Linked DNA regions of Homo sapiens: region 2 is linked to region 1. Evidence: chromatin loops called from intact Hi-C (ENCODE). Cell type or tissue: endothelial cell of umbilical vein. All regions are shown on one strand. Links, peaks and the distances in the headings refer to the core of each region. The heading gives the core; the rest is flanking DNA.

Evidence for each region. A loop is a pair of places that touch in the nucleus more often than their neighbours do. Peaks named below come from ENCODE experiments on the same cell type or tissue, not always from the same donor. Only the 100,000 strongest peaks of a DNase experiment are listed, where the experiment ranks them.
Region 2: a loop joins it to region 1, with 20 times the contacts of the local background. A loop is called at or near these places in 4 of 110 quality-filtered maps.

The regions. Positions count from the first base shown.
Region 1 is chr4:161,557,020-161,573,927 of GRCh38, forward strand. All of the region lies in intron 8 of FSTL5 (follistatin like 5), which reads right to left. Among named protein-coding and RNA genes, the nearest start is that of FSTL5-AS1, 460 kb to the right of the region's middle. In endothelial cell of umbilical vein, for the core only: no CTCF peak of the experiment used is centred there; a DNase peak (open chromatin) is centred at 9,632; H3K27ac peaks cover 1,963 bases.
Region 2 is chr4:162,122,080-162,138,987 of GRCh38, forward strand. The region is part of intron 1 of FSTL5 (follistatin like 5); the gene reads right to left. Among named protein-coding and RNA genes, the nearest start is that of FSTL5, 33 kb to the right of the region's middle. In endothelial cell of umbilical vein, for the core only: no CTCF peak of the experiment used is centred there; no DNase peak of the experiment used is centred there.

The DNA.
Region 1 (16,908 bases), core at 5,278-10,277:
CTACTTGTACTTGGAAGTTCTCATGTAATACTGAGCTACAAAATTAATTTGATAAAGTCGTGTGGATAATTAATTTTTGAAAAAGCACTCTTAAATAAAGCAATAGTACCCTTGTTTGAGTATCATCACTTTATACTTTAACCAACAACTTTCAAAAGAAATCTTTAAAATACAAAACTACAAATAAAAGAGCAGCCTTAAAAATTATATATAAATCATAATAAGCCTAAAACTTGCTAAACAAAGATAAAATATTTCTGCACCTTTACACAATTTATGTAATTTTTCCTCATTTTTTATTATTAAGTATGCTAGAATTTTTAATCTTCAGTTTTCAAATCTATAAAAAATTTCATGACAAGCATACTAAACTAACTCCAAATACAGGAGAGTTATGCTGTTATTTTACACTTAGTAAAATTAAAAATGTTTAGAATATTCCCTAACTTGACAGGCATTACCATAGATAATTTTGGGAGAATAAATTGCTACAAAATTTTAGCACAGCAATATAGCATTATCTACCCATTTTTAAATGCATGTGATTTTTAATGTAGTGATTCTTCTTTGATTAAGCTAATCTAAAGAAATTAAAGCACCAGTATGTAAGTACAAGGATGATTATGTACACACTGCATATAAGAGTAACTTGTGAAATCTGAGTCATCAATATTAAAATTGAACAGATTATCATACTATCATACTGTGAAATTTTATTAAACAACAAAAAAGAATGAGCTAAGTTACGTATATTGCATATATTGCCCAAAAATAAATCTAAGATATCTTAAATGAGAAAAATCCTGAGTAACTTATAGAGAATAAGCCCATATTTGAGAATCTAACACGTGCATATGTGTTATATGTGCTCATATAAGTTATATAAACTGAACCTTAAGGTTCAGTCATGTGTCGCTTAAAGATGGGGATGTTTTCTGAGAATGTGTCCTTAGGAGATAAGCCCATATGTTCCTCTGCAAATAAGTGGTTAAACAAACTCTTTTACGTACATACCATAGAACACTATACAGCAATAAGAGCTATGAACTGTGGATATTTGCAACAATGCAGATGGATATCCAGATAATTATGCTGAGTGAAAAACGTTTTATAAAACAATCCCAGAAGGATGTACAGTGTATGACTCCATTTATATAATATTCTTGAAATAATAAACTATCGAAAGGAAGAGCAGATTAGTGGCTGTCAGCAGTTAATGAGTTGGTGGGAGTAGGAGAGAGCTCAGTGTGGCTCCAAAAGGGTGTCACTAGGGCTTTTGTGGTGATGAAACTCTTCTGCAACTTGACTGTATCAATGTCAATATGGCAATCTAATGTGCTACAGTTTTACAGGATCTTTCTGCATTGTTACTTAAAACTGCATAAGAATTTACAGTTATCTCAAAATTAAAAAGTGTAATTAAATATTTTTGGTCTACTTTAAAGAAACATAATTTATATCAGTAGTAAAGACAAGTCTACACTGAGTAGCTCAAAGAAAAATGCCACCCCACTGGAACTCTCAAAATGTTACTCTTAACTTTCTCACTCAATCCTCTGTTCCTGGTCCCTAGATACTCTCTGCGTCCACACCGTTCTGGTTCCCTCTGATTGTATTTAATATAGTTCACTGCTATTCCACACTATTAGTGGAAAAGTGGCTGCTGGCACCAACAATTCATAGAGGTCATCTCTCAATATGCCACCTTCTAGTAAAAATAGCATGCTTCCTATAAGTTCATTTGAAAGCAATGAAGTCACTATTTATCTAGCCCAATTAGTAAACTGGTAGCCCTCTGTGACTTTTCACTCTAACTCATTAGTAACTCTCCCAACCAACCCCAATCCAGTTATTTATGGCAACATATTTATTATCAATTTGATCTCAATTTTTCACATTTTTCTTCCTTCAGTTTAGGCCTTCACTATTTCTAGCCTTTGTGCAAAACCTGTGAACTGCTCTTCTTCTCAACAGCCCTGCACAAATCCATTCTTCATTCTTCATACTGCCGACAAAGTTATTTTAAAATTGAAAGTATTATGTTGCAACTAATCTAATTAAAATCCTTTACTGCATTCTCCGTTTCTCAGATTAATATCCAAACTACTCAACCTAAAATATCCTTCATTACCTGGTCTGTATTAGCTTCTCAAGATTTATATATGGTGAATCTCTTCGTAAAAGCCTGCATTGATGTTTCTAATCTATATCCTCTCCTTTTTCCTCTTCCTAATTAGACTCCTCTTTCTAATAACTCTTAACTTTCTGATGACTCCTAAAATAACTGCTGTTTCCTTCTATTTCCTTCCATCCTCCTCCTTGTTCTTTCTTCTCCTTTGCTTTCTCCTTCTATTTCTTCTCTCTTTCCTCTTCTTTTTTTCTTACTTTTCTTCATTGTCCTTTATCTCTTCATTCATCCTCTACTCTTTCCACTTTTCAAATGTACATTTTAGTTTTAAAATTGTCACTTCTAATTTCATTATTTTTGAACAGACAATGCATTCACATGGTTGAAAAGCTAAAACATACAAAAAGTACACTGTGAAAAGTCTCCCTCTCATTTCTATCTTACTGTTTTCTACTTCTCTCTCTTCCTGTAAGCAAATTAATTCCTGTAAGCAAACTGTTAATGGTTTCTCATGCATTTTGAAGGAGATTTTATGTATAAACTTATAAATATAATTATGCATAATATATATATCATATGCATGTAAAATGTGTTCATGCCTTACTTAATGAAGGTGCTACGTTCTGAGAAATGTATTGGTAGGTGATGTTGTCACCATGGGAAGCTCATTCTGTAATTACACAAACCCAGATGCTATAGCCTATTTACACACCTAAGCTATATGGTATAGCCAATATAGCTCCCAGGCCACAAACCTGTGCAGTATCTTACTGTACTGAATACTGCAGGCCAAGCTTGTCCAACCTGTAGCCCCCAGGCCACATGCAACCCAAGACAGCTTTCAATGCAGCCCAACACAAATTTGTAAACTTTCTTAAAACATTATGAGTTTTCTTGGTGTGATTTTTTTTTCTTTTAGCTCATCAGCCATCATTAGTGTTAGTGTAGTTTATATGTGGCCCAAGACAATTCTTCTTCCATTGTGGCCCAGGGAAGCCAAAAGATTGGACACCCCTGCTGTAGACAATTGTAGCATGATGGTATTTATATATCTAAACATATAAAAGGTGAAGTAAAAGTAAGATATAATATAAAAGATGGTACTCCTGTATAGCGCACTTACCACGAATGAAGCTTATAGGATGAGATGTTGCTGAGTCAGTGAGTATGTGGTGAGTGAATATAGAGGCCTAAGACATTATTATACACCACTGTACACTATAAACACTGAACACTCAGGCTATATTAGATTTATAAAAAAACTTTCTTTCTTCAATAATAAATTTTCCTTAGCTTACTGTAACTTTGTTACTTTTTAAGCTTTTTAATTTTTTCAACTTTTTGACTCTGTAATAACACTTAGCTTCAAATATACATTGTACAAATGTACAAATTTTTTATATTTTTATTTTATAAGATTTTTTTTCTGTTTATACAATTTTTTAATTTTAATTTTTCCTTTTTAAACATTTTTGTTAAAAATTAAGACACAAACTCACACATTAGTTGAGCCCTACACAGGGTCAGGGGACCTGTGTAGGTCCTGTCTTTATCTATATCACTGTCTTCCGCCTCCACGTCTTGTCTCACTGGAAGGTCTTTCAGGGGCAATAACACACATGGAGTTGTCATCTCCTGTGACAACAATGCCTTCTTCTAGAATACCTACTGAACTACCTGCCTAAGGCTGTTTTACCGTTAACATTTTTTTAATTAATAGAGGAAGTACACTCTAAAATGACACTAAAATGCGTAGTAAACATATAAGCCAGTAACATAGTCATTTATTATTATTATTATCAAGTATTATGTAGTATACATAATTGTATATGCCATACATTTGTATTACTGGTAGCACAGTAGAATTTTTACACCAGCATCACCACAGATGTGAGTAATGCATTGTACTGTGACATTACAATAGCTACGACGTCCCTAGGGAATAGGAATATTTCAGCTCCATTATAAACTTATAAGACCACTATCTTACATGTGGTTCATCATTGACAGAAATGTTGTTGTGCAGTGCATAACTGTATTTTAGATGATAGATAGATAGATAGATAGATACATAGATAGATAGATGATAGACAGATAAATATTTGTTACAGGAATTTGACCTTACAGAATTCAACTGCAGGAGCTGGAAAAAGTATCTCTGTAAGACTCTTATCTTCCTGTCTGATTTTGGAGCTTGAAGTTCACAGAACTGGCAGTCAAAATGGGAAGATAAATGGAAAGTGAGAGAATAGGTAAATCCACAGAAAGAGAGAGTAGATTAGTGATTTCCAGGAACTGCATGGTTTGAGATGAATGCCTGGTGGCTGTTAATTGGCTCTGGGTTATTTTTTGGTTTGGTGAAAATGTTATCGAGTTAAGATAGTGGTGAGGATTGTAAAACTCTGAGGATATTCCAAAAAACACTAAATTGCGCACTTTAACAGGGAATTTAATGGGGTAAAAATTGTAGCTCAAAAAACTGAACAATAATAACAAGGCAAAAAAAAAGAAAGAAAAGTGTATACAGTATGTTTTCATTAGTGTGAAGAAAAAGCAAAAAATAATAGTAGCTTGTAAATGTCTCAACTTGGCTAGGCTGAACTATATTCCCCAGAATTCTTTTTCTTCTACATTTCCACTTAGGGTGGGTCATATTTAATTTTGTTCAAAGTTTGGAGGGCAGAAGAAAAATTAAAGTCACTTTGAGTGCTGGGGCACAGTCACTATGTAACCTTGTAGCCCACACACATTGTTGCAAAGCTAAGGCACGTGTTGTAGGTGTGGAACAACAGTCTGCAAGTGTTCCACTTTCCCTCAGCTTTGCCAATTCCTGGGCATGGCATGCATCTGGTTCTGTCCAATGAGAGCCAGAATCTCAGGACACCCACCTTACTGAGAGTGGAGGCGATGAGAATGGACATGGGTACTAAGCCAATCTCATGGACTCCAGTTCATGCTCATGGTTTTGCAATTTTTCTTGCTCTTCCCCACTGGACGTTCATTTTCCCTCCTCTAATTCTTTCAGTTTTGTTCTATTGATCTATGTCTATGCTGTGTCAGTATCACACCACTATCATTACTGTCACTTTGTAGGAAGTTTTGAAATTGGGAAGTGTGAGTTCCCCAGGTTTGTTCTTCACACGCAGGATGATTTTGACAATTCCAGATCCTTTGAATTTCCTCATAAATTTTAGGATTAGCCTGTCAATTTCTGACAGCTGTGATTTTCATAGAAACTGCACTGAATCTGCCCATCAATTTGGGGAGTATTGCCATCTTAATAAAATTAAGTATTGAAATTTATCAACATAGTATGTTTTTCCATTGATTTAGGTCTTCTATAATTTATTTCTATAATTCTTCTATAATTTATAATTTGGCTTTCAGTATAAAAGTCTTCTGCTTATTTGGTTAAGTTTACTCTTAATTACCTATTTTTTGATACTAATATAAATGGTTTTTTTTCCTAATATTGTTTTTTTGATTGGTCATTGCTAGTGTATGCAGATCTATTTGATTTTTTTCAACCTTGTTTATTGTGGCAAAATACCCATAATATAAAATGTACCCTGTTACTGCTTTTAAGTATACAGTGCAGTGGTGTTAAACACATTCATAATGTGCAACCATCACTATCACTCATCTCCATAACTCTTGCTGTTGAAATTCCATAACTACTACACAATAACTACTTTTTGCCTCTATGATTTTAGACTCCTGAAAGTACCTCATATACATAGAATTATACAATATTTATCATTTTGTAGTTGGCTTATTTCACTTAGCATAATGTCCTCCAGGTTCATACATGTTGTAGCATATTGCATAATGGTCTTCCTTTTTAAGTCTGAAGGATGTAACAACAACATGAGCCCTAGATTAGCATCAACATGTGTGGGCTACAAGGTCACATGGTGGCTGTGTCCCCGCATTCAAAAGTGGCTTTTCATTTCTTTCTGCCTTCCAAACCGTGAACAATATTAAATATGACTCACCCTAACTGGAAACATATTTTATGGACATACCACATTTTACTTCTCCATTTATCTATCAACAAACACTTGGGTTGCTTCCATATTTTAGCTATTGTAAATAATACTCTTATGAATATGGGTGTAAAAATATTACTTTGAGATCTTATTTTGAAAACTTCTGGCTATATATCCAGAAGTGGAACTGCTTTATCGTATGGCAATTCTATTGCTATTTTTTTAGAAATGAATATACTGTTTTCTACAGAAGTGCTAATATTTTACATTTCCACTTATAGTGAATAGGGCTCCAAATTCTCCACATTCTGACCATCCGTTATTTTCCTGGGCTTTGTTTGATAGTGGTCATTGTACTTCAAAGTTGGCTCTAATTCATGTCAGCCTCCATTTTTGTGCCTCACTATTTAGGCTGTGCTTCTTTATTATTATTTCTGCTTTTGTCAATCTTACTGCTTCCTCCATGGTACCTATTAATGTTGTGGCATATATGTCCCTGCAACAAATAATCTAATCACCCCGTAGCAGTCAATGGATATTACCACTGCTCTCTACTGCTATCTTTTCTGTAGTCTTATTTCTCCCCAACAATTTGGCCAGAAAGTGCACATATTGTTCTTGTCAGTTATACTAAGGCAAATTTGGAAAAGTTATTGTATAATTTAGAATTATTGGGAATAACATTACTATAATCTAAATTGGTTAGAAGTGCCAACCTGTTTTGAAAGTTTTCTAAGTAGTAGCGCCTTACTACATGTAATTAAGCCAAAATGAAAAGAAAAAACAACACAAAAATTGTCATAGTAGGGTGCTAAAAAGAAGATATGTAAATGCTTATGCGTTAAAATATTATCTGCATATTATAATAAAAGGAATAAAAATAAAACTATGCCCCTCATCCACATTGAAATTTATTGTCTAGACATTTTATAAACATTTGATATTAATTTTCTTCAGAGTGAATAATATATTTGTATTCAAATTTACATTATTCAGATAAATCTCAGCCAGCCTAATTAATTCTACAACAATACTTGATGTATATTATCAGAACCATCAAATTATAAATTATGCATGTGTATATATGCATGTGTACATATATATGTACACATGCAAGTACACACACAAACATTTTTAACACAGTTCCAGTATATGACCTGATCCTATAATAAAATAATAATAGCCATAACAATAAGGAATCATTAGCTTTGGAATTGTATTCCTATATATATATATAAAAGTGTTTTCTTAAGGAGAAACTGCAGTTTTCAGTTTTATCAATAGATGGCACTACTATTTACCATATGTTTTGCTAAAATATAACAATATTTGCTGAAATATATTAATTGATAACTAATATAATTTATTTAATTAACTCATATAATTAATTTATTAATTTTTATTCCTAAAAATTTGCTTTCAATAAACAATTTACTATTTCCTTGACATAGTAATGTATCACCTGTAAATATTCACTTTCAAAATGATACTTATAATCTTTAATCTTTTATTAATACATGATAATTACTGTTAAATGCATTTTTATTATTTATAAACTTTTAGATACTTCCAAAGACATAATTATTATTATTATTTAATGCCTTCTAACTCAGAGTAGCATTTGTAGGGGAGATGCCTATTGCGGGTGTCAGGAGTGGTGTTATCACTAGGTGTTCTGCTTGCATACTATTTGTTTTTATTCTAAAATTCACTGGTGTTAAATCAAAAAATGAGCTGGAGGAAACTTCCAATTCAATAGCATAAATTATCTATAATAGTGATAGAACACTGATAGTCACAAATGATATATTTTCTATTGATAATATTTTATAAAACTATATGATGCACAAAATTATATGTATTTTGTTATAAAACACACTCCCAAATCACTATCATAGAAGCCACAGTACAGGGAACCTTCTACTTATCCTCTGGCAAAGTTTACTTAAAATGATTTGTGTTAGCTGAAAATGTGGGGCCGAAAGCAAAGAATTCATAAGTGCCTCTCAGACCTCCGTATTAACAGAAAACTAATCAAAGCCCTCCAATCTATACAGATTTCTGGGATTCATTTGACATATCTTGCCTATCATCATCATCATCATCATCATATTTATTATAATTAGCCATAAGAACATCTTTTTGCATTTGATTAATATGAAATGTTTGACTGGCATTAAATTCTTAGAAGTAGGTTTGCTTAGTAAATGTCAAGTAAATGGAAATCCACATAAACTTAATGTAATCTCAATAAATATATTGAAATAAATACATATATATGTTTTTGAGGGAAAAAATGCTAGTTGCATTAACACATTTTTCTCTCTGATCCTCATATATAATTATTTATCTTACACAAGTGGCAGTCTTGATTATTAAAAGAAAATTTAAGCAGGCCAGAAATGAAATCTTGGTACCTTTTCAGGCTGTTTTCCTTTTGCAATATGCAAAAGCTTGCTGTTTGCCCGCCACTTAAATGTCAAAAATCCCATGTGGGTCAGAAAAATATCTTTGCTATGGCATGAAAACACTTAATTGTTAACCTATTCTGTTATAAGATTAGCCTGAGTGCTGATTTCCTTCTTGTGAACGTAGTATAACTTGAGACACACACACACACACACACACACACACACACACACACACATATATATGATATTTTCTTTATCTCTTCATTGGTTGATGGACACTTAGATTGGTTCCATATCTTTGCAATTGTGAATTGTGTTATGGTGAACATATGTGTGCAGATGTCTTTTTTATATGATGACCTGTTTTTCTTTGGGTATATATGTAGGAGTAGGATTGCTGGGTTGAATGATAGATCTACATTTAGTTCTTTGAGAAATCGCCACAGTTTTCCATAGAGGTTGTACTAATGTACATTCCTACCAACAGTGTATAAGTGTTCACTTTTCACTGCATTTGTGCCAACATCTATTGTTTTTTTCTTTTTTTTTGGACTATATATATATATATATATATATATATATATATATACACACACACACACACACACCGTGGAATGCTCCTCAGCCATTAAAAAAAAACACACATAATAATGTCTTTTGCAGCAATTTGGATGGAACTGTAAGCAATTATCCTAAGTGAAGTAACTCAGAAATGGAAAACAAATACCACATGTTTTTACTTATAAGTGGAAGCTAAGCATAGTATTCTATGGTGTATATGTACCGCATTTTCTTTATCCAATACACAGTTGATGGGCACCTAGATTGATTCCACATCTTTACTATTGTGAATAGTGCTGTAATGAACATAGGGCTGCATATATCGTTTGAAAAAACAATTTATTTTCTCTTGGGTATATGCCCAGTAATGGAATCTCTGGATTGAATGGTAGTTCAAGTTTTAGTTTTTTGAGAAATCGCCAAACTGTTCTCCACAGTGGCTGTACTAATTGACATTCCCACCAGCAGTTCGTAAGTATTCCTGTCTCTGCAGCCTTGCCAGCATCTGTTGTTTTTAGACTTTTTAACAAAGGCCATTCTAACTGGTGTGAGATGGTATCTCATTGTGGTTTTGATTTGCATTTCCCTGATGATTAGTGATGACTAACATATTTTCGTATCTCATGGAGGGAAGGAGGGAGTAGCAAAAATCAAGGAAATGAATTATAATAATTACTCATAAGTATAAGAAAAGCGTTAAAAGGTATTAATCTGGAGAACTCATAAAAGCCTAGGTATAGCATGTGAAAATGTATTCTATATTTTCCCAGTGCACCAGAGGCAGCAAATTATTTTCTGAATTACTATTACGTATGATGCTCTGTTTTACTGTTAATTTCTAAAACATTCTTCCCATTTGGTCAAGTTTAAAAATGACACAGATGTCAATGAATGAAATCAAATTTACTATGTATTACATGATACAATAAAGTATGCTAAATAACATAAAGACTAATTAGATAATTCCAGTCATAACTTGTGATCACTGCCCGAACCATCTGAAGCTATTGTTTTGAACTTTAGAAATGTCATTGTACTATTTTAAATTGAACTACAATTTAAACATAATATGGAAGAAATAATCATAAATTACACACAATAAAGATCTGAGAAAGCATCTAGCAGTAAAACAACACAGAGAAAGAGATTAGATAAATTCATTAATTTAAATAAAATAAAATTTATTTTTAAAACATATGGATTAACAAGTACACATGCAAATTGCAAAAGGTGCTTAAAATCTAATTAAGCTATCTTGAGAGTGCCCTCATGTTAAATCTTTAAGATCAAATAAGCCTCATTATCACATTAACCTTCTTTCCACTCTCTTGTTATACAAGTGTCATTACATTAATTAGTCATTATACTGTTTTTTAAGTGCTGGCCACCTCATGAGCATTTTGTAACATTACCCAGTACTTGTATACATAGAAGTAATCTATGATATATCACTCCTAGTCCAGTAAACCATATCATGCTAATTTAAATATCTATGTGTAGATATAACCAGATTATAATTTTATGAAGAAAACAACTTTGTAATATCAAAAACAAGATGCAGTACATTCAATTACCTATGTAAAAGAATTCTAGCTGAATGAATTTAAGTCTAAGTCAATCATAGGTGAATAAAAAATAATAGTATCTGAGAATGAGTCACCTATCTGAGATTTGCTCCTATAAACAAGAGAATCTACACGTCTTTGATTCATGTAGAGGACTGTTTCTCCCTTCAACCCTTAAAATGATGTTCTGTTTTATTGCTAACTTAATTTCTAAAACGATCTTCCCATTTGGTCAAAGTAGGAAGAGGAAAGAATCATTGGCTTGGTGTGTTTTTAGAAAGATTGAGCACATGGAACTCATCCTTTCTCATGTGTTGGATCTGCCTGAAAAGAGGATGCATTCTATTCTGCTCTCTTGGCAATACGAGATCAGCAGTGTTGGCTCTGTCTCCGTGTGCTGAAGTCTAGGGTTGCCCAGCGACGCCCATGACTTGGCAAATTTTGGAGTCCATATTTGCCATATATCTCAACCACCTTCTCTAGGCAGCTTTACCCACAATGCAGGTAATATTTTGTCCTTTATGTCAATCACTATTGCATCTTTCTCTTAATTGGTTCTGAAGACAAGGATCAGGAGGAAGAAGAGAGTGGTGTTCTTTACCGATCTCCTATATGTGCAACATCTGATGCTTTGAGAACGCTCTAGAAACTTACAAAGAATAAAGTGCAGTTGACACAGTAACACCAGGAAGAATCAAAGCTTTTGAAATAGCTTCAGCGGGTAACTTAGCCCTGATGGTATATGCCTTAGAGCTGATCTTCTTTACAGTAGGGAAGTTAGCTTTTATATGCTGCAGCCTCCGCAGGTGGCTTTGGGTCTTAAGCTTTACTAAATATGGCATAATTTAATGTTATCCTATTGGGTAAGTTTTCCCCATAAATGAATAGCTGTGTTTATGCAGGCAGAGTTATGTCTAACAAATATACACATTAGGAAGCAGGTCACCCTATGTAGGAGCTGTCATTATTCAGCTTTGAATTACACAGATCAAGTTTGGCCTGGTTTAAAAATCAAGGCTAAGGCAGAGATAAGTTATTTTATGTATCAGTAAATGGCTTTTGCTATGTTTCTTAACCAGGTCTGTAAGCAGTTTTTTTGTTGTTGTTGTTTACCTAATGCATAGGCAGCTAATTTCCATTAGTAATACAAAGCACAAATATAGGTTATTACTCTAAATTATTAATAGCAGCTATAGTTAAGCAGTACTAAACTGACTAACAAAATTACATGTACTGTCTTTAGTTATATAGAAGGAATCTTGCAGGGTTAACTTTCTATAAAGAGAGGCTTGTTCAAAGGTAGCAAGTACCCCAGTTCTGTTATTTATGTATTTTCTTATCATGGCTTTCTACAATGTGTCTTCACCCAAAGAAAGATTATATATTGTATTATATTTCATTACACCCTCAACCTCCTGGGCTCAAGCCTCCTTAGTATCTGAGACTACAAAAACATACGTGTGCATTACCATGCCTGGATAATTTTTAGTGGAGATGAGATCTCACTATGTTACTTAGGCTGGTATCAAACTAGCCTCAATGTTCCCTCCTTGGCCTCCCAAAGTGCTAGGATTACAAGCATGAGCAATTAATGAACAAATACAAAGTAAAAAGCCATGGCTGCCATAAACATTTCTTGGTATCCAAGATCTGGGCCCAAGGGTTACCTGTTTCAAATACCAGAATTACATCATGGAAGTTGTGAAGGCCACCATTAAGCCAAGGAATGTCTCAAACCATTACACCAAGAAAAAAGTGTCTTATTTTAGAGAAATCAATTTCAAGGGTGGGGTAGAAAAACAACTCAAAGGAGGTGTTGCCAACTTAAAGCCTAAGACAGCAATTACATTTCTGTTCCTCCACTGTCTCTGAGAATTGGGTTTGCTCAAGATACCAAGTAGCAACTGAAGTGGTTTGAAAACATATACCTTTGATTTTCCATCACAACATAAATAGTAGAAAATGAAAGGAAAATAGAGGAAGAAAGACTGATTATGCTGGATAAAGTTTATTTAAGAGGACATCTTGGAGGACACAGCAGCCAGATATGAAAAGGAAAATGAGATCTTTAAGTCCAACACACAAACACACACACACACACACACACACACACACACACACACACACCCCACATTGTGGCTCTAAGGACTAAATTCTTTTAAGGACAGTATCCTTAGACAATGAAGAAATGTTTTAGTTGTCTAGTGAATAAAACCTGAGTTGGGGCCTAGCAATCTAACAACAGAAGAACATGAAAAACCTCAGGGAGGGAGGAGAAAGAATGGATACGTCAAAGCTTTCCAGAACCAGGAGCTAATGAGAAACATCTATTCATCTACTCATGTACATTTAAAAATGCTGCCTCTTTAATATATACCCTTGTTTTTTTGTAACAATACAGTGGAATGTATCCTTATTTCAAAGACATTAATACAGGAAGAAAAGTAGTGTGTAGAGTATTTTAGGCTATGTGCAGTTTTGTAGAAGGTGAAAAAACTGTGCTGTGGAGAAGACTGGGCAGGACAGTGAGTGAGTGAAGAGCAGGTGGGGGCATAGTTAAAATTTTAAATAGTGTAGTCTGGGTAAGCTTCATTGAAAATGTGACATTTAAGCAGAGTTGAAAGAGTTTGAAACTGAGACTTATGGAGATCTGGCGAAGAATCTTCTGGGCAGGGGAAACAGCCAAGTGTAAATGTTTGTTATGTATAAGGTCCAAAAGGAAGTGTACATTGAATGCAGCTGGATTACACTTTCTTTTCTGAAAAGGAAAGAGAAATAGGGTAGGAAGATACCACAAAAACTGAGAAATCAGAACATTTACGGTTATTTAGGGGATTCAAAGTCTGGCTTTTAATCTGAGAGACATTGGGAGCCAATGGGATTTTAAGTAGAGGAGGGATGTGACTTGACTTCATAAGCATGAAGTTGGGGACACATAAAAATAAAAATAATTAAGAAAAATTCCTAATAGTTCAGAGATCTTTATCAAGTGTTTACAAACATCGTAGATAAAATTGTGTAAGAAAGACAAAGAACACTAAAATTCTCATGGCATCTCTTAATGTATTTCAAAGTAGCAGTTATTGCAGGTGAGCCTGCAGCTATGCTCTGGACCTAAAAGGATATGACCAGGAAATCTATGGAGTTAAGGCTCCAAGGGAGCCGGGTGTGGTGGTTCACACCTGTAATCCCAGCACTTTGGGAGGCTGAGGCAGACGGATCACGAGGTCAAGAGATCGAGACCATCCTGGCCAACATGGTGAAACCCCGTCTCTACTAAAAATACAAAAATTAGCCAGGCGTGGTGGTGGGTGCATGTAGTCCCAGCTACTACTCGGGAGGCTGAGGCAGGAGAATCACTTGAGGCGGAGGTTTCGGTGAGCCAAGATCACGCCACTGCATTCTAGCCTGGGTGACAGAGCAAGACTCCGTTTAAAAAAAAAAATAGACTCCAAGGGAAGACACGGCCAAGATGAAACATAGTAAAAAGAATCTGGGAAAGAAAGTAATGGATTATGTTAAGGCACAGGTTAGATGTTGCTCTAATGGGAGAAAAGCCCCTAGGTGGGATCTGCCAAATCACTAAGGAAAAGGTGGAAAATATTTGAACAGTGGATGGTTTTGGCAGACAGAGATCATATTTTCATATCTCTCACTGTGACAAACCCCACAGAAAAATATAGAGGAGAATACATGGGAACAAAAATGTGTGGGCCAGAAAGGAGAGAGAAATAAAAAGGAAGGAAGACAAATTTCTAGCAGACGGCCCTCCCAAAGGAAAAAAAAGAAAAAAGTCCACATCAAAAAGAAGGCTAAACTGTTATAAAGTGACTGAATTCTCACAAAATAAAGAATGGAACAATTAAGAAAAATAGAGCATTAGAAGGAGGGGGAAAATGTAACAAAAAACTGAATACTGCGCAAGATTGAGAACCTTTATAAATAGAGGAAATAATACATTATCGACCTCTTGGTGAGGTATATGTCAGCAGGATCCCCCGGAGGATACAGTCTTCAGAAACATTAATCTCAATTTTAGATTCAGAGTCAGCTAAAGAATATATGGCAACTGAAGCAATGTGGAGCCTTGGTGAGATCCCTGTGGAGTGCATTTCGTAAACACAGGTAATTCTGTTGTGGTGCTGGGTCCAAAATTGCCTGTTCCCAAGAGGCATCGTGAGTGTCTTTAATGTTTTCTCAGAGAAGTGACTCTGTGCATAATTTTTCCTTCCCCCAAAAGGCTTCTGAGCATTGTGATCTTGTGACAAAATTAGGCTAGAGACACAATAAACGTATTTCCTCTTCTTTTTTAAATACACAACTAGCTCTCTTGTAGTAGAATGCACTGATTATGGGCCAGCCATGGTGGCTCGCACCTGTAATTCCAGCACTTTGTGAGGCCGAGGCGGGTGGATCACCTGGGGTCAGGAGTTCAAGACCATCCAGACCAGCCTGGACAATATGGTGAAACCTCACCTCTACTAAAAATACAAAAATTAGCCAGGCATGTTGACAGGCACCTGTAATCCCAGCTACTTGGGAGGCTGAGGCAGGAGAATCGTTTGAACCTAGGAGTTCAGGGTTGCAGTGAGCCTGAGATTGTGCCACTGCACTCCAGCCTGGGTGATAGAGTGAGACTCCGTCTAAAAAAAAAAAAAAAAAAAAAAAAAAGAGAGAGAGAGAGAGAAAGAGAAAGAAGAAGAATGCACTGATTATGACCCCTGACAAGTGGCAAAAGTGCTGTTGGCTGCCACAAGGCCTTCCTTATAAAAGCTTGCACACCTTCCTTCACATGTTCTGGTGTCTTCCAAACAGACACAGAAGACTCACTGAAGGGCTCCAAGGCTTTAGGGAAGTGAGGCTAAAATGATTTGTGGTGGGAATCTTTTTCCCTCTAATTTTTATAGTTACCAGAAAATAAGATTACTTACATAGATACTATAGCAATATAAACTTTCTAGAAAATTTTTAAAGCTTATAATTTCTATAATTTATCTCATGTACAAGTAACAAGTAGTGCACAGACTGGAGCAAGAACATGGAATAGCATTGTCCTATGTGATACTGTGACCTCAAGAGAGAAGATGTCTGCATCACTGGGTGACTGAATGAAACAGAACTCTACCAACCCACAATCAGACTGTAGGAGAAGTGAGAAATAAACTTGACAAATAAAGGTAGGATATGGTTTAAACTGCTACAATAAAGTAAGAAAAAACATAGAGCATTAAAAAGACATAAATCCTGATATTTAATCAAAAAGTGATACGGTGGCTTGATGGTGTGGGTATGGGGTAAGCTATTATAAAAAAGAGACCCTTAGAACGGTGGCCTAAACAAGATGTAAGTAAACAAGCCCTTATAGATGGTCAAAGGACAGTTTAGTAATTAGATCTTATTGCATAACTTAGTGTATTTGTTTCCTAATGCTGCCTTAAGAAATATCACAAATTTGGTCAGGCGTGGTGGCCCACGCCTGTAGTCCCAGCATTTTGGGAAGCTGAGTCAAGCGAATTGCTTGAGTCAAAGAGTTTCGGACCAGCCTGGTGAACATGGCAAAAACCCATCTCTACTAAAAATACAAAAATTAGCCAAGTGTGCTGGCACATGCCTGTAGTCCCTGCTACCTGGGAGGCTGAGGTGGGAGGATTGCTTGAGCCCAGAAAGTGGAGCTTGCAGTGAGCCTTGATTGCACAACTGTCCCTGATTCCAGCCTAGATGACAGACTAAAACCCTGTCAAAAAAAAAAAAAAAAAAAGAGAGAGAGAGATAAAAGAAAATAAAGCCAGGAGCGGTGGCTCACGCCTGTAATCCCAGCACTTTGGGAGGCCGAGGGTGGATCACCTGAGGTCGGGAGTTCGCTACCAGCCTGACCAACATGAGAAACCCGTCTCTAGTAAAAGTACAAAATCAGCCAGGCATGGTGGTGCATGCCTGTAATCCCAGCTACTCCAGGGGCTGAGGCAGGAGAATCGTTTGAACCCAGGAGGAGGAGGTTGTGGTGAGCCGAGATTGCACCATTGCACTCCAGCCTGGGCAACAAGAGAGAAACTCCAGCTCAAAAAAAAAAAAAAAAAAAAAAAAGAAAAGAAAATGAAAGAAAGACACATAGAAAAGAAGAAAAGAAAGAAAACAAAAGAAAAGACAGAAAAGAAAAGAATAAAAGACCACAAATTTAGTGGCTTAAGGCAACACAAACTTATTCTCTTATATTCTGGAGGCCAGAAGACCAAAATCAGTTTCACTGAACTAAA
Region 2 (16,908 bases), core at 6,992-11,991, 570 kb after region 1:
AAGTTTGGGGGGAGTCAAAAGTTATATTTGAATTTTATACTGTGCACGGGGTTGGCACCCTATACCCTGTGTCATTCAAGGGCTAACTTTATTTCTCAAAACTGTACCAATTCAGAAAAAGTACTTTTAATAGCAGCAACATACTATAGTAGAAAGAACAATAGGTTAAAAGTCAAAAGACATCATTCTACTTGTGGCTGGGCTCATAAACTGATTTTCTTAACACTTGCATTAACATTCTCAACCCACTGTTCCCCGCTTCTACCACTAACTAATCCACTTAAATTGTTTGCTTGGAGGTCACTACTGTACTTGATCTTTCCTCCCTTTAGTTTCAAACACAAACAATATTCTCATGATTTCACTTCATTTCCTAGTCATGGTCTTGTAGTTTCTTTTTCCACCTTCCTTTTCTCACCTGCTCTCTTAAAACTACAAGTTTGTTATGTTAAATTTCTGAAAACAGAAATAATCAGACTGACAATGTTGAATTTTTGTTTTTTTAAATTTATTTTCAATACTATCTTCAATAAAAATTTAAGGAACAACATCTGTATGTCATAGTAATATAAGCTGAAAGTTAAGAAAACATATTCTATTACTTCTCAAAGTAGGTAGCAAATGGATGTTATCATGCAAATTAAAACTTTTTCTCCTAAACACTCTTTATGTACTTTATTGCACATTTCATATGTGTGTGGCATAAAAGGCCTATTGCCTTACTTTGTACGTAAGCTACACCTAAGTTTGCGTAGTGTAATGTGGAAAAGTGATGTTTTAAAAGTTTGAAAATCATAATACATTATATGACCTTGAAGATCTTTCCCTGGTTCAAGAGAAGGGAAAATTATTATAGGCTCTGTCTTCTGAATTCATTGCCTTCTACCTTGATGAGCACTTAAAATGTAAATTAAGGAAGAATACAGCTCTTAGGACTGACTTTGCTTAAAATCCCAGAGGTACTATGTTACAGATTTTATTTGCTATTAAAAAAAATCATTGCAATTTTGTCAATGTCAGACAGATTTTAAATTCAACCTATTCCATACCAAGGTCTCCAGCAGCCTGTGTTCTTTAAATCTGGACCTACATTTATTGTACAAGAAAAAAAAATCTGTTACAGTTTAACAATGAAGTGCTGCACAGGGAACAACTTAATTTCCTCTGTATTTAAAACTGAAATGCCACGGGGAAAACTTGCCCATTCATAGGGGTCAGCTAAGTTTCAGAGGAATTCTAGTTCATTCTCAGAATACTGTGGAGAGTCTGAGAATAGTCCACAGTTAGTAGAAGTAATTAAGACCCAAGATATTTTCCAGAGAGATCCCAGAAAGAGAGATGTGGCCATCCTGGTGTGCAGGGGAAAGAGGGAAGATAGGTTAATGCTTAGTTGCACTATAAAGATTCTCACAAAGTTTCTCAGAATCAAAGTCTCCATGTTTTCTTAGAAAATATGGAAAGTGGAGAGTAAACTATCCTTGTAGATGAACGTTTGCTCACTCAACTGAAGACTTGAGGACATTCCTAGTGGTTTAACCAAAACAGACAAGAAGAGCTGAAACCCTGCAAGAAAACTCTAAAGCTACTGGAACTATTTCATCTGGTTATGTGGTCAATCATAGCCAGTGGTCAGAACCCAAGTCATGAGCAAATAATACTGCAGAAATTGAGTTTGTTTTCAGCAAGAGACATATAACTTACATTTTATTTTGGACCAGTGTCTCAAGTTTGAAAAAGAGGCAACAGGTAAAAGATTTTTTTTTAACTAAATTGTATCAGATTTTGAAAGAAAAAAAAAAACTGAAGAAAGGTGAAAAGAAAGCAGCAACATAGTGTTTTATAATATAACAGTAAAAAGTGCTTATTGGATATATAATGTGTTCCAGGCACAGTTACACCATGAGCTTTCAAATTCTTGATAATCTGTCAACAAAAAATACACTAATCTAGGTAGAGTATTCAGATGAGTTCAGAAAATATATCCATAACAACACTTAAAATTATATGTCTTATGTCTTTTGAAGTAAATGCTTTTAACAGATAATAAAGACAATACATTGGTACTAGTATGATATCTGAGAAGCTTACACAAGTGAACTTTTGAAATGACGCCTCTAATTAAATTTAGAGATAGCTATTACATTGAATTTAAGAAACACAGAATTAGAATTTATATGCAACTCCATCAAGATGCTGTTTCTAGACTGAGGGTAGGTGTAAAAAATTTAGTAGTATCATCCAACCCATTTATGGCCTGCTTCAGAACCCTTGTAATTCTGTAAAATCCACACAGTAAGCCTGACCACCAGTAATTTTTAGCAACTTTCTTTCTCCATTCTCTCCTCTTCTCTAGGTAATGAATATAAAATTCCCAGTATAACTGGTTGGGCCCAGATTGATAGTGAAGTGTACCTCCCTTCCTCTGTTCTTAAAGGACTAGAACCGGAAAGCATAATGGCTTCTTCTGGGCAGAGGATGAGATAGATAAAAGTCTCTTTAATGAGATAATCTATTGAAAAATGAGCCCTTGAACAGCCAGAGAGCAGCCAAAATAATACTGAACGCTGGCTGGAGACTCTATCAAAACATACTCAAAAGCTTCTTTTAGGTCACTCCTTTTTTTGTTTGTTTTTTTTCTGAGACAGAGTCTCGCTCTGTCGCCCAGGCTGGAGTGCAGTGGTGCGATCTCAGCTCACTGCAACCTCGGCCCTCCGGGTTCACGCCATTCTCCTGCCTCAGCCTCCAGAGTAGCTGGGACTACAGGCGCCCGCCACCACGTCCAGCTAATTTTGTTTTTGTATTTTCAGTAGAGACGGGTTTTCACCGTGTTAGCCAGGATGGTCACAATCTCCTGACCTCGTGATCCGCCCGCCTTGGCCTCCCAAAGTGCTGGGATTACAGGCATGAGCTACCTCGCCTGGCCTTCACTACTTTTCTTTAAAAAGCAAGCTGTAAGTTTGATTCAGCCCACTGATTGTCCTACAGCAAACACAAAAATAGCAAAGGCCAACCCTTAAGGAGTAAAATTACATATAAAGCAAGTAGGGCCGTTAGCCCAGGGGACACAGCTTTCTATCAATTTTGGTTTCTGGACATTTTATCTTATAAAAATGAAATTTTAATTATATTTTTAATTTTTACTTTATACAACTTTTAATTATAATGCATCAATTCACTGACTTATTTAATGGTTTATGATAAAGCTGTCATGTTTGAGAAAAACTACCTTTGCAGTTTAAAAAATGTTATTGTATATTTGTAACTAAATTTTTTTATTTGAATTTTTAATTGACCTGATATTAATTTTGAGGCACAGTATAATGACAAGATTTTATTTTATTCTTGTAGAAAGTAAACTATGGTTCTTGAAAAGTTTATTTGATTTATAATTCTCTTTTGGTTAGATGTGGGATTTACCTGTATCTGTGGTTATGTTTTTAAGTTCTCTATTTGTTTCCATTAAACTATCTATTCCTATGCAGATACCACAGCTTTTAACTACTAGAGTTTGATAATAATTCTTGATATTCAATAAGGAAATCCTTGGTTCTTTTCTCTTCCATATTCACTTTAGAATGAACGCATACAGTCTTCATCAGACATTGTAATTCATATTTGATTTGCATTTATTTTTAATCCTTAGTGTAATTTACTTTAGGTGTTTATTATTTAAGCAGTGTATAAAGTTGTTTTTTTACTATAACAAAAATTTATCTTTAAGCGATAAATTTCATATATTTACATTTATTAAGATTGCTAATATATTTGAACATATTTCTACATGTACTTTTGTGCCTGTGTGTGTTTACTGTTGTATATCTTTGATTCTTTTGTTTTCTTTCATACTTTATATTGGATTGTTAACATTTTCAGTATTATCTCCTTTTTTCTCTTTGTAGAGGCCTACAAAGTCTAAAATATTCAATGTATCTTTCTTTTGAAGAAGACAAAATGTTAAGCTTTAAAAATGTTTTACCAAACATATGAAATTAATAAGAATAATAATTCTACCTTTAAAATATAAGAAATCAATTTTTATTACAATTAAAGTCAATAGTTACTTAACTGCTGTGCTTGCCATTTTTCCTTGTATTCCATACATTTCTAAGAGGTTACTTTTATGCTGAAATAAACCTTTCTATAGTTTTTCAATGTGGGCCAATAAAAGGCAACATGTCCCGTTCTTTGTATCTTAAAATTTTTGACTAGCCCTTAATATTAAAATTATTAATTGAAATAATAACTTTATTAAAATCTTAGATATGTGAATAATTCTAGAACTTTCTCCCAACACTTTCAAATGTCTTGTGGCATTTAAAACATGATGAGATGTCTCCTGTTAATCTAATTATGATTCTTTTGTAGGCAATGTGTCTTTTATTTGGTAGTTTTTAACACCCTTTTTATTAAACTTACTTTTTCTCTTCGGAGTCTAGCATATTATTTTGATGAAATTTCCAGTAGTATTTACAATTCATCATTTTTTCCTTTTATAATCTAATGTGTATAATCTAATGTGTAGCCTCTCCATTTAACTTTTACTTAAATGTCTATAGATTTTTTGTCAAGATTTTACATCATTTTGTCTTTTAAAAGTAACAACTTATTTTATATTTAACTTATTCTGATTTCATTTTGTAATTTCTTGTGATTTTTGGGCATTATGCATTTTTAAAAATTCAGGCTTTTACAAAATTTTATTTCCTCTGGAATATAATCTTATGCACTTATGTATTTACTTGGTGGTTGTGGGTGTGCATGTGTGCATGTGGGCCTGACAGATGGTACGTGTTTGTCTGTGTTTTTAAGTCTACCTCCAATGCTGATACTGGCAACTTTTGTCTTCCACCATCTGACTATGCTGAGAGCATTGCAGATTCAGTCACCAGCCTAGTGGTCAGCTTGCCTGACTGTCGTGGTTTTTTTAAGCATCCACCTCTCTCAACACACAGCTTTATTTAAGCCGCACCATTGACCAGCCTTTTACCCCACCTCAAATCAATACTGTCCTAGTCCCTGGATTGAGGGACTGGTTTGATTGTGGCAGCTTCCAAGAACTTGTAATAGAAAGTTGTCTTCCCCATTTTCCCCAAAGAGCTAAATCTCCAGGCTGCCTTTCCTACTTCCTCGGAAACCCTTGACTTTTGCCAGTTATGCCTCGTACACCCCCACAAAGCTATGCCTTTTTCATTTCCCCTTTTATATTTTATTTATTACTGTTTTATAGTTTATGCTTTGTAATAGCCTCAAAGTCTAAGTAAGGTAACCAGTATGTTTTGTTCTGTTTTAAAATTGCTGGTGTACCTGAGGCATGCTCACACTATAATTCATCTGTATCTATTAGACCTGCAAGGATGAATCAAACATTAACTATTTATTGGGTAGAGCCCAAAAATAAACTTAAAAGTCATTCAAGCATTTTTTTAAGTTTCACAGAAATACCATTTGTAAGGCATTTAATGACAACATATATCTTGCAACCTTTGTTTCTTTGAAGTTACTTAGATGATAGGATTTTCATAAAGTTTTCTTGTGATAAAAGTGAAGTAGGTAATTTTTTATGTGCATTCATGAGTTTTGTTACATGCAAATTTGAACTGAAAATACTAATATATATACAGTTTAAGGATAGAACTGAGACATTACTATGAAAATCTGGAAGACAGAAAAGAAAAAAAAATGCCAATCTGAATGAGATCTTTTATAAACAAGGGTTGACATGTGATTATTTTATATATGCATTAACAGAAACCCTTGGGTGAAGAAAATTGATGATAACATTGGAAGATCATTAATGGAATACACATTTATGGGATACACAGCCTATAAGTAATTCAAATTATTCACTAAGGGAATGATTATTAAAGACATTTCTTTTTAAAAGAAATCCCACCAGTTGTACAGATTTTCAAAAACTATGGTCCAAATAGTTAATATGCTAAAGTTAATTTGGTGGCAACATAAATCCAATTCATGAAACATGTAAAACTAGAATTTTATATGTATTTGAAAGACACCTTAGAATTTATAGAGTCCAAAGACCTTTCTCACAGATAAATAAAAAGAATCAGCATGATGAACTAAACTCTGATTGTATATAACTAATTACTTCTAGTAATATGTCTGTAGTATTTTTACATATTTGTAGAGCAATATGTCTAGATATAAAGTTTTCTAAAACCCAGAGTCTTTTCAAGTTTTCATCAGAAGTTTTGCTGTGGTCTGAATGTTTCTGTCTCACGCAAATTCATACTTTGAAATCCTAACAACCAAGGTGATAATATTAGGAGGTGGGTTTGGGATGAGGTGATTAGGTCCTGAGAGCAGAGCTCTCAGAATGGGAACAGTACCCTTATGAAAAAGGGTTAAGAGTGATCCCTTGCCCCTTCCACCATGTGAGTACATAGGGAGAAGCCACCTTCTTTGAACCACAAAGTAGGCCCTCACCAGACAACAGATCTGCATTAATATTAGGCTTCCCAACCTCCAGAAATAAATTCTTGACATTTATAACCTTCCCAGCTTATGACATTTTGTTATACCAGCCTAAATGGACTGAGACAGATTCTAATAGAATAACTCCACCTGATTATTCCAATATCATAGAAGATGAGGAAGAAAGATTAAGAAAATAGAAAAAAGCTGTTGGTATTTTCTTTTTCCCGATCTTCCTATGTATTTCATTATTTAGTATGCATATATCTACAATGATGTTTGCAAATTAAATATTTTTCTTAAAATGACTCTCATTGTAAAAGACTTCATATAAAAAATATTGGTCACATATTGGCAGCATGTTATCCCAAGTTAATTTCAGCTATAATACCTTACTGTTTGAGACTTTTTTTTTTTTTTTTTTGAGACAAAGTTTCACTGTTGTTGCCCAGGCTGGAGCGCAGTGGCGCCATCTGGGCGGCTCGCTGCAACCTCCGGCTCCCGGGTTCAAGCGATTCTCCTGTTCTCCTGCCTCAGCCTCCCAAGTAGCTGGGATTACAGGCGCCCACCACCACGCCCAGCTAATTTTTGTATATTTAGTAGAGACAGGGTTTCGCCATGTTGACCAGGCTGGTCTTGAACTCCTGACCTCAGGTCATGCACCCGCCTTGGCCTTCCAAAGTGCTGGGATTACAGGTGTGAACGACGGCGCCTGGCCGAGACTTTCTATTTTTATGGTTAATTAACTCATTAGTTTTGTTCAAATCCACACCTTACCTAAAGTGTAATCCTTCAAATATTATAATGATAACCTACTGCATATCATTTGTATGTTAAGCTTTAAAACAATATCTCCCAGAAAACTCATCTGGAATTTAATATCTCCAAACAAATCTCTGCAAATTGTCATATTCTTTACAAAAAGATAAAGTGAGAAAAAACTTTGATAATATACTTGATGTTACATAGCAAGTTCTTAATTAAAGCACAGTAATCAACAAACACTAATCAAAAATATCAACAGAACATTGTTTACAATCTGTCCCAGAGAAGGGACTTAAGCCTTGCTGTGTAATGGTGAAACTTTCCAAAATAGTCACCAAAATATATCATAGCAGTATTAATAAGAGAAGGCATCTCACAGCTCCAATGCTGAAAACAAAACAAAATGAAAAAATAATCCTCTCAAATTTGTCTTACACAATAATTCAATGTAAATTAAACAATTTTATTCTGTCTGTTTTATGCAGATGCTAAATTTAAATAAGTAATCAGAACAGTTTTCCAAATTGTATAGCTTTAGAGATAGTAGTCAGAAATATCTATAATATGAAGGAAGGATAGGAAAGATTTAATCAAAGAGAGGCATCATTTCTTTGAGATTTACTCATCACAAGATTTTAAATGTGCTCTTTTTAAAGAAGCAACATGCTAGCACTATAAATATATCCTAGGAAGACAACACAGTGAGATTACAAATATAAAGCAATAGAATTCTAAAGAGCCTAGAGGGATAAAGTCCACATAGATATTGAGCATTTTTCATTTTCTGAAATCGCCCTGCCATTTTAAGCAACGAAGTGGAGGTCTTGTAAAATGACTGTAGTCTGCCATCCCTGTGCACTTGATGAAGAGTTTAGGAAAAAAATCATGTGTCTGAAAGTGGAAAAACTCTCTTTTTGTTTTCACTGTCTATGTGGGTTCATTCTTAGGAGGAAGGAATATTCCTAAACCCGTAGGTTTAGTAATACAGTGTTAAATGTTTCATGATAACTATGCATTTAACCCTTATCACGTGCATAATAAAGAGGTTCATGAGTTTGAAAATTGCATATAGTCTTTTAAAACAAGCTCAATCAAACAAGAATGTTGTGTTTCCTACGCAAGTGATTAGAAAGGCGTAAGAACTAAATATCCATGCCCTATGTGAACAAAAGCTTATTATCCTTACAACTATATTTTTTCAAATGACTATTAGTCTATATTAAATAAGAAACAACTTCAAGTACAAGTGATTTTTTCATTCCTAGTTTTTTGTGTTTATACAAGCTGCATTAGGGCAAAGAAAACTGTAGAAAAATCTTTTCCAGATATGTCAAGCCCCACAGAGTAAAAACAATATAATAATGACAATAGCAAACATTTTCTGAGTGATTACCTTATTTGAGGCTCTATATTACATAGCTTATATGAATAATTAAACTTATAACAGCAACAAAAAAAGCTGAGGCTTAGGAATGTGCAGTGATTTGCCCAAGATGAACACATTGACAAAAGATTTGGATCACTGTTATTCATGATGACCAAAAATCAAGAGATTCTAATTAATTACAATTCACATGGCTATATAGTTTTTAAATGTTAACTTTATCAATATTTTTATAATATAGATATTAAATATGGCCAATAACACATTGAACATATTAGATATGTGAAGAATATTAAATGAAAATAAAAATTACTTTTAATCACATATTATTTTAGAGAGTCATATTTTCTGGCCCAAATACTTATAGCCTATATAAACATGTCATTTGAATTAGAACACAAATTATGCTCATTGCAAATGTGGTGGTCCAATGGGTTTATAGATCATTGTCTGCTCTGTAAGCTGTAATATCCCTTTAGAAGACTTAAGAATATATTTAAAGCAAAAATACTTTACTAAAACAGTCACCCTTAAATTGAATAGAATTAGAATCTCAGGTATTATCTGAGTAATTTGAGTGCCCATAGGACATGATTGATTTCTCATTGGAGGATATCTTTTCACTTATAAGCCACTAATAAAGCCCTAAACATATTTTATATTAAATGAATGAATGTATTTGTTTATACTCACATGGTGACAAACTATGGATTGTGGGTATAAAAATATCAAAGTTGCTTATATAAAAAATTTTAAAATGTGTGGACCTGTTGTCCACTTAGGAACAAGTTCATTGATCATTTCTAAAATTGGCCATCTGGTGGCTTCATTTCAAATTGCATTCACGTTCCAAAAGATATACTTTGGATCTCTGGAGGATGTGGCTAAACGATTCAACTCTATTTACAGAGATTATAGTAATCAAATGGCACAATGATATAAAATTACCCCATGCAATTGGAGAGTACCTACTGCAGCAGGGGCTTCTCACTGAGAGAAGATTCCCTGGGCTAGAAAGACATAAGTAGCATGAGAATGAGTCAGAAACTTCAGCCACAAAGTGAGAGCCCACTGGTGTCTGCAATGACACTGCTCGATGCTAGTTTCCACCTCACTAACTTTCCTAGCCTGCCTTCTCTTTTTCCGCAGTCATAGACCAGCAGACCTTATACCATATTTACACTTATCAGATTTTGGCAGGCAAGAAAATTATGGGTAGAGAGTGTTCGATAAAAGTTCCTAGGCCAGACCAAAGATATTCTGATTCTAGGGGTCTTAGATGAGATCCAAGAATCTACAATTTAAACAGGGATCACAGGTGATTGCAATATAGGTGGCGCAAGCCTCAGACTTGTGAAACACTGCTCTATCATATCTGCTATACTCAGGTGAATAATAGATTAACCTCAAAGCGTTTGAATTAAAACTTCTATACCAAAGTCTAGCAGATTATCTGTGGGTGACTATGCAGCATTCTTAAAACATTAAGAAATAAACAGTGTGATTTCAGTGTTTAAGTTTAGGTGTTCTCTACTTAAACAGGGGCAGGCAGAATTGTTATCTATATAAGTACCCTCATTTATAGGGTTGGGGCCAGAAAACAATTGTAGGCACTACAGTGCTCCATCAGAGGCAAAATATGGCACACTTGAGAATTTTAAAAATCCATTCTTTCTAAACTGAGATGCAATTGTCAGTGGCATTAAAAATGTGAGCTGTAACACTCACCGCGAAGGTCTGCAGCTTCACTCCTGAAGCCAGCGAGACCACGAACCCACCAGAAGGAAGAAACTCCGAACACATCGGAACATCAGAAGGAACCAACTCCGGACATGCCGCCTTTAAGAACTGTAACACTCACCGCGAGGGTCCGTGGCTTCATTCTTGAAGTCAGTGACACCAAGAACCCACCAATTCCGGACACAAAAATACCTACATTTCACATTGTTCCTCAGAGTTTGGCAATAGGACATCTATGCCTACTGCATAGATGTGCAAACTATCTTTGCTTCTTGAAATAATCTTCAGAACATGAAGAAGAAGCTGCACTCAAAAAAATTGCAGATAATTTGAATTTATCTTTGAATTTTTACCATCTGCTCTCCAGGTGAAGCTACCTCCATTTTATCTTCTAGAGGAGGAGGTTGGCTCCCAGATTGTCAGCCTGGAAACTATAAACTCTCACATGGTATTAGGTGATTATAACTAATTTTTAGAAGTCGGACCTTTGTTAATTATTAGAAATTTCAAAGTTAAGCAGAAAAAGTGGTAGTAATGTAATTTTTTTTTCTTTTTTTGAGACGGAGTCTCGCTCTGTCGCCCAGGCTGGAGTGCAGTGGCGCAATCTCGGCTCACTGCAAGCTCCGCCTCCTGGGTTCACGCCCTTCTCCTACCTCACTCAGCCTCCTGAGTAGCTGGGACTACAGGCGCCCACCGCCATGCCTGGCTAATATTTTTGTATTTTTTTAGTAGAGACGGGGTTTCACTGTGTTAGCCAGGATGGTTCTAATATTGTTCAGAAGGTTGTAGTGTTGAACGCAATCAATTATTTTCATATGCATTTAAACTTCTAACAGTATTCTGAGTCTAAATGGCATTGAAAGTGAGGGAAGAACAAAAAGTCTAGTCTGCAGTAAATGATTGCACGAGTGAGGCTGAAGTCGGTGAGTACCTTCTCCACGGTCACACAGACAGTATGTTACAAGGTCACCCTAAAACTCAGCTCTTTTGGTTCCTACTCATGTTTTTACAGCACACCAGGTAGGAGAGGCAGTCATTGTTAATTGATGGCTTTTTCTTTAACTTTCAATGCTTTCTTTCTCTTCTCACCTAAGTCGTGTTTTTCATTTTGTTTTGTTTTTGTTTAGTTTTGGCATTCTATGTAAGATTTTTGTTTAATATAAATACTGGTAACATTCAGACACCTTAAAATATAGCCCTTATTGTACATAAGGTGAGTATTTCAGCTGGTGCCAGTCATATGGTAGACTCTTGATATATATTTAATAAGTGAATGAATGAAAGTCTACCATAAAATGACAAAACTTCCTAAATGTGTTATTGTTGGAGCCATAAAATTATGCTTCAATTCTTCTGTGTCTGTTTTTAAAGAACATTAAGAAAGCAGCTTTATAATGATAAAGGATAGAGATCTTAGCATACATTTAGAGAAATTCAACTTCCTTTCTTCTCAGTAAGGATTCTCTCTTACCTGGATAGCCAATGCCAACCAGTTGTTCTCTGAGATTCTCTGACGACCTTGCCTCTCTCGACAGCTAGAGTCATGATGCTCCCATTGGAAGGGCAATTAATCTTAGCACTGAAGGACTTGTGATCTGGCCCCAACTTTGTGCCTCACTGGGTAAATCACTGAAATTGTTTTGGTGTTTGTCTGTCAACTTTAAAACATGGAATGGGTGATCGCCATGGTTTCTTAGAGCTCTAATTTCTAGTTGATACTTCCCGTGATTCTTCCTTTTTACTATATCCAGTTTATTTTCTTTCACCTCCATCTCTGGGCTATTGCATTGTAAAATGTTGAGGAATAAGAATCATCCTGGATATTTTAAGCACGGTGGTATCTCAGGCCATGGAGGCTTAGTGGAAGTGACCTGAGGGAGAATAATTTTTGTCAGAGGGACCTAGAGGTGTACTGAGTAACTCAAAGTAATCAGTTTTAAAATATGTGATTTCACTGCCCCTGCGGTCTTATATATTAGAAGCTGCATATTAATGTGTAATTGGTTGATGAGCTTCAGGCTAGCAATTACACACTATTTTCTGTTAAATGACATGGTAGACCACCTGAGAATATTTCAAAAATATTTTCATTTGTTCATGAAATATACCTGGAAAACAAAACAAAACAACTTAATAACTCTTTGGTTTCCAAGGTATATTTTTTAAACACTACAGTACCATTGGAAGAAAAATTAACAATTTAACCCTTTCTCATTTAGCTCATGGAGATTGTAATTTCATAGTCCCATTCACTTGCTAGAGGGAAGAGAGAACAACAAAGGTATTATCTTACATAGTTCTGGGAGGAGTTGTTTTAATAGAATGGAATCATGGCTGCTGATCTCATTTTCCCATAAATGCTCACAACTCAATCTTATGCAATGGCTGTGTTTACCACCACCGATGTTTATAATCAGTGTTAACACAGGAAACTTATACAGTCAGCCAGGCAGTCCTTTTCTTCTCTTGTTAAGTAGGGTTGTTATTACCGTTTCCTCAATTTCCTAGAGGATTCATGAACATAATCATGTCAGCTGCTAAACTGGTGGGAATTGAAGCTATTCTACGTTTTGAAAGCATTTGCATGTGCTAACTTGGAAACTACATAAATCAGTGCTTTGATTACTACTTTTTAAAAACTACCAGCTCTTAGTTTGGTAAATGTGAATTGTCAGCATAGTACAAGTGGAGTTTCTGCAGTTCTCCACTTAATTAGCTCATTATGGAGCCAGTCAGAACAATGAGGTCCTCAGAGTGGGTTTACTCAAGTTTTCTCATTGTTATTATTTGTTTGAATACTCTTGTTAAACTCATTATGTTTATCAAACTATTAGTCTATGATGTTATACCTCAATTTTATTTATATTTAAAACATAATAATTTATTTCAATAAGGTAGTTTTTCTTTTTTCTTTTGTTATAATAAATTATATGTTTTTTAATACAAAGGGTATACCTTCATTGTAGGCATTTATAAAATACATGTGAGAAAAATACAGATAAGAAAAACTATAATAACTTGCAATCTCACAGCCTAGAGACAATGAAAGCTCATAGTTTGGTATATTTACATCTTTTCTTCATACATATAACCTAAAATAAAAATGCCTTACCATTCAATCAATTTCAATATGGCTTATTCCACCTCTGCTCCATAAAAAGTTATCTCCCTGGGTCCTTTTTAGCCTCATTGCTGTTAAGGTTAATGAATGGCCCCTCTTACTACTTTCTCATCTGCCTTGGCTTTTCCCAAATATTTGGGTATAAGGTATTTTAAGCTCCATGAGATCAGAGATTATAACTGTATTGTTTATCTTTGTAGTCTAGCACCAGTGTAGTACCTGGCAGATAAAATGGCTTTCTAGATATTTTGTTGAATAAATGATCGAGTCTTTAATCTTAAAACAATGTCTGAATTTTATTTCATGGCACTAAAATTTTTGGATTTTTTACTACTTCTCGGAAGGATGTTCAAAAATCTCTTTCATTTTTCTTTTGTTCTCTATACACATTTTATGCTAATGAGTTTCTGTTTTAGATCTTCATCTTTCACATTCTATCTCGCTTTTCATGCACTCTTGTGACTCTGGTTGCCATATATATTATCTTTCCTAAATCAAAATCCTTTACAGATCTTCTCTCCCCAAATTCAGAAATGTGACTGAGTACTGTAGTTTTCCACTGTGATACACCCATATCTCAGAAACATGTCTTAAGTTAAAAAATACACTCTCTCCCACACCCCAAAATTCCCCCAGCAAGAAATAAATAAAAATTGATAAATATTTTCTACATAATGAATATTTTTAATATGTACCAAAACATCTCAACATGCATATTTAACATCTTGCTGTGAGATCTTTAGGAATAGTCATACCGAAGTGGGCAAGACTGTAAGGGATGATGAGAACCCGGTTATTAGAGGAAAAGGAGAGGAATTGAAGATCAGTCTGAAGGATTCACAGGGTCATGATAAATACTTTGGAGGTAAATGCATGAGAAAACCAAACTACTTACTGAGAGTGTGTCAAATTTCGATTTTACATCTTTAGAGTGGGGGGAGTTGTAGATATAAGGGTTCCTATAAAATTCATTGGAATAGAGATGGGGACTTGGTTGGAGAATTAACCAAGAAACCTAGACAGAACTCTACAACAGTGGATCAATGAGCCCAAAACATTAGAAAAAGGCTGTGAATCCATGCCAAAAATCCAGCTTGTAGATATAGCCATTCATATACCAAAAGGAAGTAATTCAGTTTAAAGTATTATTGCAAAATTATACATTTCTTACCTATAACTATATTATCCAAAGTGTATTCTGCAGAACACTAGTGATGTATTAGTTGGATATTTATATAGAAAGAAAACAGACTTAGATGGTTAAATAAGGTTTGGAAATGCTGAGATTAAAAAAAAATCCTGAAACATTTCTCAGAGACTTTAGTATGATAATATGTTTTGGAAACACCAAAAGGAAGCTGTAGTATGCAGAATTTCTTAAACATATTTAACAAAAATTTCTATTTTTTAAAAGAAGAACATTTTAAGGGATAAATAGACCTGTGATGAAACTTTGAAACAGGCTGTTATAAATATATGCAGGCAACCCAGTTACATATAGTGGGTATTAAGCAAAACAAAACTGAAAAAAATGAACCATACTAAACAAGAGAGAATACATGTTTAAAATATACTTTAACTTTTTCTCAGCTATTTTCCTACCTTGGCTATAAATCAATAGTCATCATCATAATTCTCTGAGCAAGAAATAAACAAAAACTGATAAATATTTTCCACAAAATAAATACTTTTAATATGTACCAAAATATCTCAATATGCACATTTAATAGTTTATTAATGTCAAATCTCTATCAGCCATTTCCTAGGTCACATCTTAGCAAAGTTCACATATTAAAAATCTAAAGACTGCCTAGTCATCCAATATGCCAGGACCTGGGGGATTATTTACAGAGATTATAATTAGAAGGTAATATTTGCTTTAGGAACAAGGAATTCTAGCTACACAAGAACAAAGTGGCTAGTGGCCACATACCACACACACACACATATATAACAAAATCTGTCTTAACATTTGGAACCACATCTGAAATTTGTCCCCTCACTACAGGATTTCTTTATAAGAGACTGTTCTTTGCCTTTTTTGCCCGAATGACTAGTTCAGTTTGTCACAACAAATGCTCATTAACTGATGGATTGAATAAGTTGTCCTTCTTTGGCAGTAGACATTTGTATTATTTACAAATTTGCAAAAAAGAAAAAGTTGGAACAAATAGCATTTGGAAAAGGTTTATCCTGTCTACCAACATGTTCACAACTTACAGACAAAAAACGCTTTTGTTTTCCAGAGGTGTTGCTAATTATAACTATATGATACCATTATATTTCTATCGAAAAGCAATATCATAGCTAGCATATCATAAACTAACACATTCATTAACAAAGTAAGGTCAATTAACCTAAGCTTTTAGGGAGGATAAAAAGTACATTTAGGGGTAATGGAAGTGTGAAACATATGTCAGTGACTATAGTCTCCTGGCAAGCTGGGGGACTCCTGTGTTCCAAGGGTACTCAGAGAGCTGGTGGGAAGGTGGGGTATGAGAAAGAGAAGCAAAAGATAAGAACTGTAGCAAGCTTTAAAAATTTTGCTTAAGTCATTGATAGCTGAAAAGCAACACCATGAAAGCAGAAATAAGAAAGTAAAATATATATACATGTAATATTACTTATATTTATATCTACAGAAGCCTTCTTGCTCTTCAATGTACTAAGTAATATGTGAAGTTCAATAATCCAGCTCTATTCTGAATTTGAAGCAGTTTTGGAGAAATTACAGTGATGGAGAAAACTCTTCAGAGTTACAGAACTTCTATTAGGTAATTAGCTGAATTAATTAGTTTGATTGGTAGTTATTGTAATTTACCACATTTACAGATTAAAGGACAGTGAATCTGATACTAGAGCACATCTCAGTGCATGCAGATACTATGCATTTAATAAAATTAAAGTCAACGTATGATAAACACTCTTACCAAACTAAGAATAGAAGGAAAATCCTTAATCTTTAAAAAGACATCTATTTTTCTTAATGTAAAAAGAAAAAATATCAAGACTCTCATACTTACTGAGATAAATTTTAATAAGACCAGCAGCAAAGGAAAATGCTTGCTATTACCCATACTGTTTAGGATTGTACTGGAGTCCTAATCAGTGAAGTTAAAAAAATAATAAAATAAAATCTGTAATAATTGGAAAGTTTAGACAAACCCTGTTTATTTTTAATAAAGTACTTGTTTACAAAGAAAATCCTAAATGTATTTTTGTTATTAGAATAAGTAAGATTTGATGAAACAAAAGAAGAAAGAGAAATCTGACATGCAACACAAAATCGAAAATCTTTAGACTACCACATTCCATCAGAAAACGTATTTGATGTATTTTCAATTGACAGAAGAATGCCAATAAAAAATATGTAGAAGCCCTTTACGGAAGAAATTAAATATTTTATTGAAAACATTAAATAATACTTAAATAAATGGAAACATTTGGAAATAACTCTCTATAA